Linked DNA regions of Homo sapiens: region 1 is linked to region 2. Evidence: read pairs that join two places in POLR2A ChIA-PET (ENCODE). Cell type or tissue: HepG2. All regions are shown on one strand.

Region 1 (8,000 bases), 390 kb before region 2:
GGAGGTTGCAGTGAGCCGAGATCGTTCCATTGCACTCTAGCCTGGGCGTCGCAGCGAGACTCCATCTCAGAAAAATAAAAAATAAAGGCAATCTCCCCTCATAGGTGCTTCAGCTATCTGAACAAGCACAAAGAGGATATCAATGCCATCCATTTCCCCTGCCCTATTAGCAGGAGCTGCAACGTCAGAGGTGTGCGTGTTGCCATATGGCAATGAGGCGAGCTCTGGGAAGCCAAAGAGCCCTTACCCGACTACAGGGGACATTGGTTATTGGCCAAACTTGACACTTCCTCCTGCTTCTAGCTCCTGGACACCTCACCATTTTCATCTCCCTAACAGGGCCAGGAAACAGCAGAGTGTGAGGCCCAGTGGGCCTGATGGTGCTAGGAAGACCCCTGCAAACTGAGATCAGTTGGGCAAGTGCCCACTGCAAGCTGAGCCCAGGATTGGGTGTGGGGAGGTGGAAATCCAGGAGAAATCAAAGACTCCTTCACCAAACCCAATCTGATGGAAGAGAAAAGGCAAGCCCACATTGGTTCAGAGATCACAGAGACCTGGGTTCAGATCTCGATCCCATCACTTCTTAGCACTATGTCATAAGTCAGGCTGCTGAACTTCCTGAACCTCAGTTACCTCATCTGTAAAATGGGGAGGGCAAAAACAGTATCCACCTCACAGGGTGGTTGTGGGGTTTCAGTGAGATATTGCATAAATGAGATAGAGCCTGGCTCACAGGTAGTGCTCAGTAAATGGTAGCTGGAATCCATGTTATTGTTCCAGTAACAATAAAGCAATGTGGTACCATTGACTATACTGAGTACAGAAAAACCTTGGAAGACACAAGTGGCAGGTGAGTAGAAAGTGGGTTTTTCCCTGACTGATTGAAGGTGAAGGGGCAGGAGGTGTGAGAACGGAGCAGGGAGGGCATTCCAGAAAGAGGGAAAGACAGGATGTCTTCAGGGCTGGTCCCATGGGTCTGCATCGGCAAGGATGGAGGCTGCTGTGATGGGGCTGAGTGGTTTCAGGCCCAGCCCAGCCAGGTACAGGCAGCTGCTCAGCTCCCCGACTGTGCATTAAGAAGTCAGTGAAAAAGTCATATGAGGGGCTGGGTGCGGTGGCTCACGCCTGTAATCCCAGCACTTCGGAGGCCAAGGCTGGCGTATCGCCTGAAGTCAGGAGTTCAAGACAAGCCTGGCCAACATGGTGAAACTCCATCTCTACAAAAAATACAAAAATTAGCTGGGCATGGTGGCAGGTGCCTGTAATCCCAGCTACTTGGGAGGCAGAGGCAGGAGAATTGCTTGAACCCGGGAGGTGTAGGTTGCAGTGAGCCGAGATCATGACACTGCACTTCAGCTTGGGTGACAGAGCGAGACTCGGTCTCAAAAACAAAAGTAAAAACAAAGAAGTAATATGAGGGAAAGAGTGTCTCGGATGATTGTTAGAGAAGTCTCTTGGTCTCCAGCCACAGCATTTTAGAAGAGGAAGGCAAATCTATGACAGCAAGCTAAGGAAGATGAGGCCCAATCTCCCTCTGCAGGTGCAGAGAAGCCAATAATATGGGATAAGCGACTCTGGAAGTTTCTTTCTTCTGGGCCTGAACATATGTCTAGAATTCCAAGAACATGACCCGATGGGACCCAGAAGCCAGCCCACAAAACCCTCAGCTATCAACTACAAAATGCTCATCCCGGGCATTTGTCCCCCCACCACCCCCAAACTCCCCACCCCAGGGACAGTAAACTGGAAGGCTATTCTTGACATTTCTGATCTCAGAGCCCGGTCTAAGGTTTTCATTTCCATGCTGGGTTTTGTTTTTTTGTTTGTTTGTTTGTTTAGACAGAGTCTTGCTCTGTCACCCAGGCCAGAGTGCAGTGGCGCTATCTCAGCTCACTACAACCTCAACCTCCCGGGTTCAAGCGATTCTCCTGCTCCCAAGTAGCTGGGACTACAGGCACACACAACCATACCCAGCTACATTTTTGTATTTTTAGTAGAGACAGGGTTTTGCCATGTTGGCCAGGCTGGTCTCGAACTCCTGACCTCAAGTGATCTGCCCACCTCAGCTTCCCAAAGTGTTGGGATTACAGGTGTGTGCCACCGCACCTGGCCCATCCTGGTTCTATAAGTTTAACTTCCCCCGTGAGTAGATCTTTTTAGGGCGCTGACAGAGCCAGCAGAGCTGGGCTCATTTCCTGTTTGCCCAGATGCTAAGCTTCCATATAACCCTTGGTTACACAGGCCCTTGGAAGGAAGCCTTGGCCTAAATAGCCCCAAACAAGTGATAATAGAAAAGCCTTTTATATTTAGCTTTTGGATATTGTAAGTGATTTTTGGCAGCATATTTCTCTTCCTAAATAGAGCTGGATTGGGCTAATTAAAATTAACTTTATGGGATGCAGAATAGGAGAGTGGTTAAGAGCCTTTATAGACCAGTGGTATGGGCGCTCAGCCACACAGTCTGGTTTTCAGTCCAATCACCACCATTTGCTAGCTGTTTATCTCCCTGAGTTTCTTCATCTGCAAAACACAGATATAGCCAGAATACCTTTCTCATTGGGTATCTGTGAGGATTGCATGAAGACTAATACATATAACACAGCCTGATGTCTGGCCCCTGGAAGCATTCAATAAAGGGTGGCAGTCATAGTTATCATGACATTATTTCCCTAGTAGACCCACTGGGCTTTGGATAAAGGAAGTCTAAAGGTAGCCTGGGGGAGGGGTATATGAGGGAAAATCAGGCCAGGATTAAAAACTGTCAGCATAGGCCCGGCACGGTAGCTCTCATCTGTAATCGTACCACTTTGGGAGGCAGAGGCAGGTGGATCAGTTGAGGTCAGCAGTTTGAGACTAGCCTGGCCAACATGGCAAAACCCTGTCTCTACTAAAAAATACACAAATTAGCCAAATGTTGTGGCAGGTGCCTGTAGTCCCAGCTACTTGGGAGGCTGAGGCAGAAGAATTGTTTGAACCCGGGAGGCAAAGGTTGCCGTGAGCCAAGATCGTGCCTGGGTGACAGAGTGAGACTCTGTCTCGCAATAAATAAATAAATACATACATAATAATAATAAATTGTCAGCCTATAATCCAGAAAAAAACAATCCACCTGTGGATAATCGAGTTATCCACTTCTTATTCTTTTTTTTTTTTTTTTTGAAACAGGGTCTCACTGTTGCCCAGGCTAGAGTGCAGTGGTGTGATCAGAGCTCACTGCGGTGTTGAACTCCTGGCCTCAAGTGATCCTCCTGCCTCAGTTTCCCAAAGTGTTGGGATTACAGGAGTGAGCCACCACTCAACGGCCAGAACGTGATTTCTTGACCCTTTTTCTCAGGATTGTGCTAGCTCCTCAGCAGGTTTAGGCTAGAGTGAGCAGGTGGCATTGCCCCAAGACCAGTTGGATGCAGAGTCTGTCAGGAATCACTTCTCTATGCAAGGGAGTAGGTCTGGCTAGGCACAGGTATGTGCTTGCAAGGTAAATAGTTGTTACTGACACAGTCACCTTTGTCTGTGAGGGGAGGAGGAGGCCAATGCCTATGGAAGGACAAAACTCCTTCAGCCTTAGGCAGGTCTTACCTGCCCCTGCATTCTTGTCAGGTTATATATTGCTCTTGTGATGTGTTTGGAAAAAGACAAGAAAACATACTTTTTTTTTTTTCTTCTAGCCAGGACCTCTGGCTAGAGGTAGAGGGACTTCTTAGACGTCACTATCATGGCTGAAGCCTCAATTCTGTCCTAAGCCAGGAAACCAAATTGGTAAATTTGGTCTTTTTTTTTTTTTGACAGGGTCTCACTCCTGTCTCCCAGGCTGGAGTGCAGTGGCACAATCTCAACTCACTGCAGCCTCGATAGCCCAGGCTCAAGTGATCCTCCCACCTCAGCCCCTCAAGTAGCTGGAATTACAGGCATGAGCTACCACGGCCGGCTAATTTTTGTATTTTTAGTAGAGACAGGGTTTCTCCATGTTGGCCAGGCTGGTCTCGAACTCCTGACCTCAGGCGATCTGCCGGCCTGGGCCTCCAAAGTGCTGGGATTACAGGCGTGAGCCATCATGCCTGGGCTAGTAAATTCAGTCTTTATATCATGGTTCCTCCATTGTTGTCAATAACTCTAGCACTGTGAACATGCTTTTGTGAGCTGATGCTGCTATTTACTTCTCTATTTACACATTTACGTATTTGTGTCTCCCTGATACCACATTTATCTTTTGAATGGGTAATATATTGGTAATATATCCTCGGATACCAAATTGACAAGGTATAAAGGGTTTACAGTAACAAGTTAGTTTCCCTCCCACCCCTGTTCCCTCGCCACCCACAGGTAATCTCCATGACCACATTCTGGTGTTACCTTCCAGAGATAAGCTATGCCTATCCAGGCATCTATTATTTTAGGTGGTAGCATTCTTACTCATATTTGTATCCCAGTGCGTAGAGGAGTGCCAAACAAAAGTATGCTGTCAAAAAAAGCTTGTTGGTTGCATGTTTGTTGCTCCAGATTTGTTGCCCTCATCCCAGCCATGGGTGCCTGAACTCTCTAGTTGAAATTTTCATGAGCTTATCAAAATTTTACCTGGGGCCAAGCGCGGTGGCTCATGCCTCTAATCCCAGCACTTTGGGAGGCCGAGGCAGGCGGATCACGAGGTCAGGAGTTCGAGACTAGCCTGGCCAACATGGTGAAACCTCGTCTCTACTAAAATTACAAAAAAAATTAGCTGGGCGTTGTGGCGGGTGCCTGTAATCCCAGCTACTTGAGAGGCTGAGGCAAGGAGAATCGCTTGAAGCTGGGAGGCAGAGGTTACAGTGAGCTGAGATTGCGCCATTGCACTCCAGCCCAGGCAAGAGTGTGAGACTCCGTCTCAAAAAAAAAAAAAAAATTTTTTTTTTTTTTTTTTTACCTGTTTGGACTTGCAGCTCTGGCTTTATTTTCTCCAGACTGAAATTTACAAAGAAGCTACTGGGGCCTTGCCTAATATAAACAAGTTATTCTCCTTCACAATAGAACTCTAAAGAGCACCCTGATGCATGAATTTTCTTCCCTGCTCTGTTCAGTGTAAAACAGAAGCTTAGCCCCAGCTCCTCTTTGTTAGGTGACTGTTCCCTGAGGCAAGGGTTAAAGAGACTTTGATGCTGCTCATCTTAGGGGAGTCTCTAAGCATACTCATCTCAGAATTCTGGCTCAGGAAATAAAATGCAGGAGTTTCCACTGCAGTATTCCTCAGTCCTTGACAGAGCTGGGTTTTCCAGAAGCATCCAGACAGCAGTGCCACCTTCATATTCTCTCATATTCTCTCTCTCTCTCTCTCTCTCACACACACACACACACACACATTTTTTTTCTCCCTGATGTGGCTAGGGGACAGGCTGGACTCCTGCACTTGATCCATATAAAAGAACCTAAGGAAGAAAGAAAAAGGGAGGAGTAAGAGGGCCACTCCCTGTCCTGTTCTATGATCACGAGGCTTGTAAACTCAAGGAGGCAGCAGGGCAGAGTGCCGAAGCAAACAGAGGCTGCCTGGGCTGGAATCCTGACTCTGCCATTTATCGCCTGTGTGACTTTGAAACCACCTTTGCAAAATTATAACTGAGGAAGTTATGATAGTGAAAGAAAACAGACCTAACCGATTCCATCTTGCTTCTAACCTTTAAGCTGTCCTTGTTCATTCCTGGGCATAGGCCGAACTCTCCATTGCAATTCCCCTGTCTTGATAAATCGTCTCTATCTAGGCAGTGAGCAAGGTGAACCCACTGGGTGGTTACAACTTTGGACAAGTTATTTAACCTCTGTCTGCTTCCATTTCTTCCACCGTAAAATGGGGATAACTGTACCTACTTTAAAAGACTTGTTATGAGGATTCAGTGAGTTAACAGATTGCAATGCATTTAGAACGGTGCCTGGGCATGTGGTAAGTGCAATATACATGCTATTTATTTATTTATTGTTTTTATTTTATTTTATTTTTGAGACGGAGTCTCACTCTGTGGCCCAGGGTGGAGTGCAATGGCGCGATCTCGGCTCACTGCAACCTCTACCTCCTGGGTTCAAGCAATTCTCCTGCCTCACCCCCCAAGTAGCTGGGACTACAGGTGCCCACCACCATGCCCAGCTAATTTTTGCATTTTTAGTAGGCACAGGGTTTCACCATGTTGGCCAAGCTGACCTCAAACTCCTGACCTCAGGTGATCTACCTGTCTTGGCCCCCTAAATTGCTGGGATTACAGGCGTGAGCCACTGCACCCCGCCTATACATGCTTTTTAAACAAAAAGAAAAACGTCCATGTCAGTGGTTCCCGTGTTCGATGCATGTCCCTCTATTCCCTGGCTGTAAGTTTCAAGGTTTTCACTTACCGATCTTGGGCCCTTTGGTGCATTTTTTTTCCTATTGGGAAAAAGCTAAATGTTGTGTTGTATGGTGCATTTCTTACACAGAAAGGAAAAACTAAAAAATAGCCTGTATCTAGGCTAAAATTCCTGTATAGAGGCAAGATTGTGTCATCTAAAGTTCTTACTACATTGACTTTTTCCTGATGCTGTTCTTGGGGCCCCCACTCTGCCTCTAGAGGGCTGGTAAGAGTCCACAGGAGAGCTTCCCAAGCCAGTGCCTTTTAGGAAGAGTTGCTGTGGCTACTGAGCTGATCAAAGGTCTCAGCCTCCACAAAGAAGCATGTGCTGCTGTGGCAATGGGCCTGAGGGTACGGGGGCCCCAGGGTTGCAGGGCAAGACAACAATCCGGAATCCAGCTGTTGTCTCGGCCATCATCTGAGGTCATCCTGCCAGATTGGCAGGCTGTGCCCTAGACCACAGAGGTAGCCCCTGCTCTTCAAAGGGCTGGATTGTCAGCCCAGCCCCTCCTAGGCCTTCTCTTCAGGCTTCTTCTTTCTACATTATCCCAACACAAACAGCTTGACTTCCAAGTGACATTGCACCAGAAAGACTTCCAAAGTCAGCTCACCTATCCTAGGGATCTAGCCCGGCCAGGGGCTCCTATGAGGGATTCCATAGGAGGAGTCAGAGACTGTCATCTAGGAAGGCTTCAGAGCTTCAGGATAGGTCCTGGGCAACCCTTGATCGCCCTCAGAGACTCACTCAGGTTTTGGCGTCCCTCGGTTACAGAAACCCTCATGACCCTAATCACATTGCAACTGCATTTCCTTCCTGTGCCTCGGGCTCAGTCAGGGTTGGGCCCAGGTGTGCCAGAACAGCAGGCGTTCAAAAAGCACATCGCTTGCTTCTCAGATCTTGCTCACAAACAGTTTTGTGCAGTTCTATGGAAAGGAAAAAAAAAAAGTGTACCCTTAACAACCAATATACACATACAGACTCATTCAGTGAACATTTGTTGAGTGTCTGTTATGAACAAGGTCCTGTACCAAGTACCAAGGGGAGGGGAAGAGGATGCAAAGTTGACTTAAGCATAGTCCTTTCCCTTAAGGACTTTGTCCTCTGCCAGAGAAGCCAGTCACACATATATAAATGGAATTAGTTTATTAGTTTAATAAAGTGGAATTAAAACAAGCTGTAACATAAGACCAAACTATTTATTGACTTGACATTTGCTGAACAGATATTGTGGGCCAGGCACTGTACTAGGAGCAAGGGATACACAGCAGAGAAGAAGAGAGAAAAAATCCTACCCTTATGGAGCTTATATCCCAGTGAAGGAGGCAGAGAAGTAAGAATTACAATATAGTGTGACAAGAGTGTTAAGAGGGGTCAGCAGACTGAGATTTGGGAGCAAAGAAGGAAGAATGTTTAACTAACTGACATTTGGGGAATCTGGAAACACTTCCGAGAGAAAGCTCCATCTCGGCCGGGCGCGGTGGCTCACACCTGTAATCCCAGCACTTTGGGAAGCCGAAGTGGGCAGATCACTTGAGGCCAGGAGTTCGAGACCAGCCTGGGCAACATGGCAAAACCCTGTCTCTACTAAAAATACAGAAATTAGCTGGGTGTGGTGGCACACACCTGTAATCCCAGCTACTCGGGGAGCTGAGGCAGGA
Region 2 (8,000 bases):
CCGGCTACTTGGGAGGCTGAGGCAGGAGAATCACTTGAAGCCGGGAGGTGAAGGTTGCAGTGAGCCGAGATCAAGCCACTGAACTCCATCCTGGGTGACAGAGGGCGACTCTGTCTCAAAAACAAACAAATAAATAAAAATACAAAAATTGCTGGGTGTTGTGGTGGGCACCTATAATCCCAGCTACTAGAAAAGCTGCAGCACAAGACTCACTTGAACCCAGGAGGCAGAGGTTGCAGTGAACCGAGATGGCGCCACTGCACTCCAGCCTGGGTGACAGAGTGAGACTCCCTCTCAAAAAAAAAAAAAAAAAAAAAGCGTTAAAGAGAGAAAAAAGTTTTAAAAAGTCCTAATTATTCAGAAATGTATGGGAGCAATTTCCCTTCTCCCTCCCTCTCCTGGTTCTTTTTTTCATTCAGATCTCTGTTGGCTCATCTGTAAACTTGAAGCATATCCCTTCCCTGGAGGCGTTTGTTTTTCCAAGGAAGTATCCTAATGTACTCTTCTTTCTTTCTTTTTTTTTGTTTTGAGGCGGAGTTTTGCTCTTGTTGCTCGGGCTGGAGTGCAGTGGCGCAATTTCAGCTCACTGCAACCTCCACCCCCGGGGTTCAGCCAGTTCTCCTGCCTCAGCCTCCCGAATAGCTGGGATTACAGGCATGTGCACTACACCCAGTTAATTTTTTGTATTTTTAGTAGAGACGGTGTGTCACCATGTTGGCCAGGCTGGTCTCGAACTCCTGACTTCAGGTGATCCACCTGCCTTGGCCTCCCAAAGTGCTGGGATTACAGGCATAAGCCACCGTGCCCAGCCTCCCAATGTACTCTCAGTGATGTGCCTCAGCTTGAGAAGGCACAGAACAACATGTTTCTTTTCCAAATAGATGATGTAAGATGTGGAGACACAGAAAGTTGGGAGTAACTTCACATCAGGAAGCTGCACCACCTGTGGGTTGTGTGGCCTTTGGTAGGTCACATCACTGATCTTAGCTTCAGTTCTCCCATCTCTCAAGTGAGGACAGTATGTGCCCTGCATACGTCCCTGGGTAGCTGAGAAGATCTCACGAAATCATGTATGTGAAGTAGTTTCTAAGTGTACAGCCTCGTGCATGTGGAATGGACCATTGCTGCATTTTGAGCACCCCTTTAACAGCTCTCCAGCCAACCCCCAAATCCCTCAGGCACTTACACAAAAGTGATGTTGGGAGGACCCTCAGGCCAGGTCTTTGGTCCCCTGTTAGAGTGGTCACAGCTAGGGAATCTCAGAGCACTGCAAGGACAACAGACGGTAGGAACTTTGATGAAGACACTAATTGTTTGGAAGCTGTTTTCTGAAAGCAGAGCTAAAAACGCAGTTTCATGCCACTGTGAGAACCGAGTGCCTGGTTACCCCTCTCAGCTCTTGCTGCTTGCTCTGCTCTAAGGGAAGGTGCTGAATGGATAGGACTGAAGCTGGCCATTCTCACCAAGAAGCTTCTGGTTGAGGGTAAGGGATGGAGGATGAGAGTTAAACATCAGTTGGTTTTCAAGAGTCCATATCACTCTGATACTTCTGTGAACTGAGAAATTATTCTCCTGTACTTCTGTGGGAAACAAGGCACATGGTACAATTTTAGGGTTTTTTTTTTTTTCTATACCAAGTGTATAGATTTGGATTTTAGATATCAAAAGAGACTGTCATTCAGCTTACTGGTTTGGGTCTGTGTGTGCTTGTGTAATGCTCCCTCTGTCACCTCATCCATACCCTCCTGACCAAATATTTTATCTTTGAGGTTTGAATACTCTAGAATTTTTTTTTTTTTTTGAGATGGAATCTCACTCTGTCACCCAGGCTGGAGTGCAATGGCATGAGTGGTGGAGTGCTTGGCTCACTGCAACTTCTGCCTCCTGGGTTCAAGTGGTTCTCCTGCCTCAGCCTCCGAGTAGTTGGGATTACAGGCGCCCCCCCACCATGCCTGGCTAATTTTGTATTTTTAGTAGAGACGGGGTTTCACCATGTTGGCCAGGCTGATCTTGAACTCCTGACCTTAAGTGATCAACCCATCTCGGCCTCCCAAAGTGCTAGGGTTACAGACGTGAGCCACCACACATGGCCAATTGTCACATTTTGATGCAGTTTTGATAAAAGGCAGAGAGAAAGAAATTCCTATAAAGAATAAATCCTGTGTTACGTTTGCATAATCTTTAATTGTTAAGTTTTTTTGGCATATTTCTGTACCCTATATGTCTTATGCTATTGTCTGTAATACTCCTTCCTCCAACCCCAAAGACTCTTCTGCAACAAAAATCCAAATAATTGCTTTTAGGATTTCCACAAATCTTGATTCACCATTAGACACATAATTGTTCTTTACAGGGAACCACTGAGAAAATGACCCAGCAGATATTACTTGTATAAACTCAAGTAACTGTTGCTTTATTCGTTTGAACACATTTGGTATCATCCATTGTTTTGGTTCTTCGTAGGTGCCTTCCTCAGTTCGAGCAAACATGGAGAGACCAATTATTATATTTGGGCTGGAGAGTGATCAGGCAATAAAACTTATAAACAACCATGCAATTTTAATTATGACCCCAAAAAACTAATCCCAAAGGCAACAGAAAGAAGGTAGGGAAAACACTGGGAACACTGAGCATTACTGCCCCAAGAAAACAAAGATATTTTCCACGTGGTTAAGAGTTTCTTTGGTGGCTGGGCGTGGCAGCTCATGCCTGTAATCCCAGCACTTTGGGAGGCCGAGGCAGGCAGATCACCTGAGGTCAGGAGTTTGAGACCAGCCTGACTAACATGGAGAAACCCCGTCTCTACTAAAAATACAAAATTAGCCGGGTGTGGTGGTGCATGCCTGTAATCCCAGCTACTCGGGAGGCTGAGACAGGAGAATTGCTTGAACCTGGGAGGCGGAGGTTGCGGTGAGCTGAGATTGTGCCATTGCACTCCAGCCTGGGCAACAAGAGTGAGACTCCGTCTCAAAAAACAAAACAAAACACCACCACCAAAAAAACCCCAACCAAACAAAAAAACACAGTTTCTTTGGTATACTGTGCCTATCTGCTCTGTACCACCTGCCATGTTGCTGGGGAGTGTTTCATTCAGCAGACAGATTTTCCCTCTAAGCCTAATACGCTTCATTTCTAGAGGCCAGAAGTCACCCCGGCTACCAGAAGCTTGTTCTTCTCTCTTACCTCTAAGAACTTAGTATTTGGGGTGGGGTTGGTCTGGTCTCTAGGGAAACTCTGGAGTTTTCATACAGTGCCTACAAGAGCAGCCCACTCTAGTTATGACCGTGGATCTGAACATCAAGACATCACTATCAAAAATCCAGCCATTGGATTATAAATCATGCTGCTATAAAGACACATGCACACGTATGTTTATTGCGGCACTATTCACAATAGCAAAGACTTGGAACCAACCCAAATGTCCATCAATGATAGACTGGATTAAGAAAATGTGGCACATATACACCATGGAATACTGTGCAGCCATAAAAAAGGATGAGTTCATGTCCTTTGTAGGGACATGGATGAAGCTGGAAACCATCATTCTCAGCAAACTATTGCAAGGACAGAAAACCAAACATCGCATGTTCTCACTCATAGGTGGGAATTGGACAATGAGATCACTTGGACACAGGGTAGGGAACATCACACACTGGGGCCTCTCGTGGGGTGGGGGGAGGGGGGAGGGATAGCATTAGGAGATATACCTAATGTAAATGACAAGTTAATGGGTGCAGCACACCAACATGGCACATGTACATATACGTAACAAACCTGCACGTTGTGCACATGTACCCTAGAACTTAAAGTATATATATATATATATTTAAAAATCCAGCCATCAGGAACAGCTTTGCCATAGTACTTTTGTTCTGAGGAAGGCACTATTCAATGAGGCACTCATGCTCAAGGATGGCCAGGATATTCTGAGAGGTTTTCGTGACATCATGACTCTCAAGGACCTACCCACCTGGGCCTGACTACCACAGTACTCAGGTCTGTGGCCTTTACTGTTAGAGGATGGGCTTCTGCTTGGGAAAGGCCCTGGGTTCCTACCACCTCCTCCCTCTTTCTTCCTAGGGCAGTCTGGTGGCCTTTGAGACATGAAGCAAAGTCACTTGCTTAGAACTGAGGCAGGAGAATAGAGTCTGGAAGCAGGGAACCTAAGGCCATTTCATGCTGACTTCCTAGAACTAAATTGAAAGGAAAGCCCTACCTTTCCACGCCTACGTAACAAAAGAACCAGAGGTTGCTCCCCTTGCAAATCCCCACCTTTCTGTGTGGCAGATGGGAAATTGAAAGTACCTCTGATTGGTTGGAAAAAAAGCAGATGGCAAATTGAAAGTACCTCTGATTGGTCGCTTTTTGCAACCAATCAGACGTTTGCATAGGAGTGTAACTTTGTAACTTCACTTCAACCTCTGATTGGTTGCTATCCTAACCAATCATACGGATTGGGGGCCAAGTCTTCGTTTGTATAGAAGGGCAACTTTCACTCTAGCCTCTGATTGGCTGCTTTCCACAACCAATAAGATGTTTGCATAGGAGTGTGACCTTTGTAACTTCATTTCAGCCTCTGATTGTGGGCTGCAACTTCATGAACATGGGGTGAACACCAAGTGGCCAATGGTAAACCTCTAGCGGGTATTTGGACCCCAGAAGATTGTGTATCAGGGCCCTTGAGCCACTGCTCCGCCCGTTCTCACACTGTGGAGTATACTTTCACTTTCAATAAATCTGTGCATGCTTGCTTCTTTCTTTCCTGTCTTTGCTGTGCGTTTTGTCCAATTCTTTGTTCAAAACGCCAAGAACCTGGACAACTTGCAGTAAAGACCCTCTACTGGTAACAGAACCTGCCCAAATCCAACATGCCTCATGTTTTGGGTAAGAAAGCATTTCATTGTCCCCTGCTTTGACTTACTTGCTAGTTATTTTTTCATGTGAACACACTTTGTCTTCCCAACTATATTGTAAGTGCATCGAGGGTGGGAACCTTGTCTTAAGCCAGTTTTACTTCTCACAATTCCTGCCACCTGCGCACTTTACAGTCACTTAAAAGATACGTGGTGGCCGACTGGGTTCATTCGACAAGCAGAGAATGTCAGCTTTAAGCCTAGGCTTGTGGCTAAGAGGCATCAGCCTTGCTAGGGATTGGTAGGATAAGAGAAAGAAGGGGAAAAAATAAGTAAGGGTAGGGTTGAAAGGGTGAGCATGAGAGTATAAGGGGAGGAGAGGGAAGAAACTGAGAGGGAATGAAAATGAGGCATAGGTGGAAAAGAGTATAATTCAAGGCCCAGGGTGTGGAGTCCCAAGAGAGAGCTCTGTCCTCTCTTCCTTGTGCTGTGATGTAGACTACCCCTATCTAGGGCATCTCCCTGGATTTTCTTCAGTTCAGGAAGAACCTAGGCCAGGCGCGGTGGCTCACGCCTGTAATCCCAGCACTTTGGGAAGCTAAGGTGGGCAGAACACTTGAGGACAGGAGTTCGAGACCAGCCTGACCAACATGGTGAAACCCTGTGTCTACTAAAAATACAAAAATTAGCAGGGTGTGGTGGTGCATGCCTGTAATCCCAGCTACTCAGGAGGCTGAAGCAGGAGAATCGCTTGAATCCGGGAGGGGGAGGTTGCAGTGAGCCAGGATCGTGCCATTGCACTCCAGCCTAGGCGACAAGAGCAAGACTCTGTCTCAAAAGAAAAAAAAAAAAAAAAAAGCAGCAGCAGCAGCTAAGAGAGTGTAGGCCAGGCGCGATGGCTCATGCCTGTAATCCCAGCAGTTTGGGAGGCTGGGGCGGGCGGATCACTTGTGGTCAGGAGTTCGAGACCAATCTGGCCAACATGGTGAAATCCCGTCTCTACTGAAAATACAAAAATTAGCTGGGTGCGGTTGCACACACCTGTAATCCCAGCTACTTGGGAGGCTGAGACAAGAGAATCGCTTGAACCCGGGAGGCAGAGGTTGCAGTGAGCCGAGATCGCACCACTGCACTCCAGCCTGGGCGACACAGTGAGACTCCGACTAAAAAAAAAAAAAAAGTGTGTGGATCTGCAAGACTCTCCAAAGCAGTTCTCTCTAGTGAGCACAACATCCTTGATACAAATTTCCCCCTCCCCTCCACTCCCCACATTCAGGACAAGGGAGGCGCTGGCCCTCTCGCCCCCTGGCGGTCTGTCTAGCTCCCGGCAGCCTCGGAAAGCCCAGGACAGTAGGGCAGTGTACTTGCGACCGACCCCGCCCATCGGCTCCTGGGGAGCTGACAGGACGCACTCCACTTGGCCAGGCCTGTATCAGGCTCTGGCTCTGTCGCCCAGGCTGTAATGCAGTGGTGCGATCATGGCTACTGCAGCCTCGACCTCCCGGGCTCAAGTGATCTTCCATCTCAGCCTCCCAAGTAGCTGAGACCACAGGAGCGCGCCGCCACGCCCGGCTAATTTTTGTTACTGGGGCGGCGCGTATTGGTGCAGTCTCCACGTTCTTTCAGAAGAACGCGGGCGCATCGCTGGACCACGCGCCAGTGGGCAGCCGGCGCAGCCTCCCTGCCCCCCATAGTCCCGATGCTTCCAGAGGCCCATGGCGGGGGTGCGGCGCGGGGGTGGGGAGTCGGGTGGGAGTTATGGCTTCCCAAGCAGCCAAGTCTATTTTCTTCCCGAAGAGGGAGGGGCTGAGCTTGGCAAGGCTCTAGCCAGCTCCTCCCGCTCTGCCCCACCTGCTCCTCCCAGCTCTCCCCTCCATCTCTGCTTCCAAGCCATTTTTCTCCACTCATACCTGCACTAGCATCCGAGCAGGGAGTAGTTTGGAAGAACTTGTCCTCGGCGCTGCATGAGGATTCAAAAGGCCTCTCAACCTAGAGAGCCCTGGAAGCCAAAATTTGTGCGTTTCAGTAAGGGGCTTGGCTGGGGGTAAGAAGTAAAGTTCTGGCCACAGAATTTAAGCTTCTGCTTCAAAGAAGGAGCCTTTCTAATCTGCTGGGAAATCTCTCCAGGTTCCCTCCACGAAAGTATTTTGCCTGCATTTGTCTCCTCTGGGCAGGCAATAAGGAATCCTACTCCCAGCCCGTTGGGGTGGCTTACGCCTGTAATCCTAGCACTTTGGGAGGCTGAGGCAGGAGGATCGCTTGAGGTCAGGAGTTTGAGACCAGCCTGGGTAACATAGTGAGACCTAGTCTCTACAAAAAATTAGCTGACCTTAGTGGTGTGTGCTTGTGGTCTCTGCTACTTGGGAGGCTGAGGCGGGAGGATCAGTTGAGTCCAGGAGGTGGAAGCTGCAGTGAACCGTAATCGCACCACTGCACTCCAGCCTGGGTGACAGAGTGAGACCCTATCTCTCCCCTCCCCCCACCAAAAGAAAAATGTAAACAAAACAAAGGGGAAAAAAACAAATCCTGGCCCTGCGTGGTAGCTCGCACCTGTAATCCCGGCACTTTGGAAGGCTGAGGCTGGCGGATCCCTTGAACTCAGGAGTTCAAGACCAGCCTGGGAAACATAGCAAAAACCCGTCCCCACAAAAAAATACAATAATTAGCTGGGCATGGTGGCGGGCGCCTATAATCCCAGCCACTCAAGAGGCTGAGGCAATAAGATTGAAATTCCATCTCAAAATAAAATTAAAATAAGGCCGGGCGTGGTGGCTCACACCTGTAATCCCAGCACTTTGGAAGGCCGAGGCGGGAGGATCACCTGAGGTCACGAGTTCGAGACCAGCCTGGCCAACATGGTGAAACCCCGTCTCTACTAAAAATACAAAAAATTAGCTGAGCTTGGTGGCGTGTACCTGTGATCTTAGCTATTAGGGAGGCTGAGGCAGGAGAATTGCTTGAACCCGGGAGGAGGAGGTTGCAGTGAGCCGAGATGGCGCCGCTGCACTCCAGCCTGGGTGACAGAGTGAAACTCCATCTCAAACAAAACAAAACAAAACAAAAAAACGAAAAAAGAAAAAAGAAAGAATCCCACTCCCCTTCCCACATCAGGTCCTCACCACCATGTTCTTCTCACCAGTGGCCTCT

What was found. ChIA-PET counts read pairs that join two places held together with the same protein. Peaks named below come from ENCODE experiments on the same cell type or tissue, not always from the same donor. Only the 100,000 strongest peaks of a DNase experiment are listed, where the experiment ranks them.
Region 1: POLR2A ChIA-PET joins it to region 2 with 5 read pairs; 3 of 35 experiments call an interaction of 5 or more read pairs at or near these places.

What each region holds. Positions count from the first base shown.
Region 1 is chrX:119,489,245-119,497,244 of GRCh38, forward strand. No RefSeq gene overlaps it. Among named protein-coding and RNA genes, the nearest start is that of SLC25A5-AS1, 24 kb to the left of the region's middle. In HepG2, a CTCF peak has its summit at 6,562; a DNase peak (open chromatin) is centred at 6,637; H3K4me3 peaks cover 383 bases.
Region 2 is chrX:119,881,645-119,889,644 of GRCh38, forward strand. No RefSeq gene overlaps it. Among named protein-coding and RNA genes, the nearest start is that of AKAP14, 10 kb to the right of the region's middle. In HepG2, a CTCF peak has its summit at 6,166 (motif pointing left); DNase peaks (open chromatin) are centred at 4,457 and 6,187; H3K4me3 peaks cover 1,397 bases.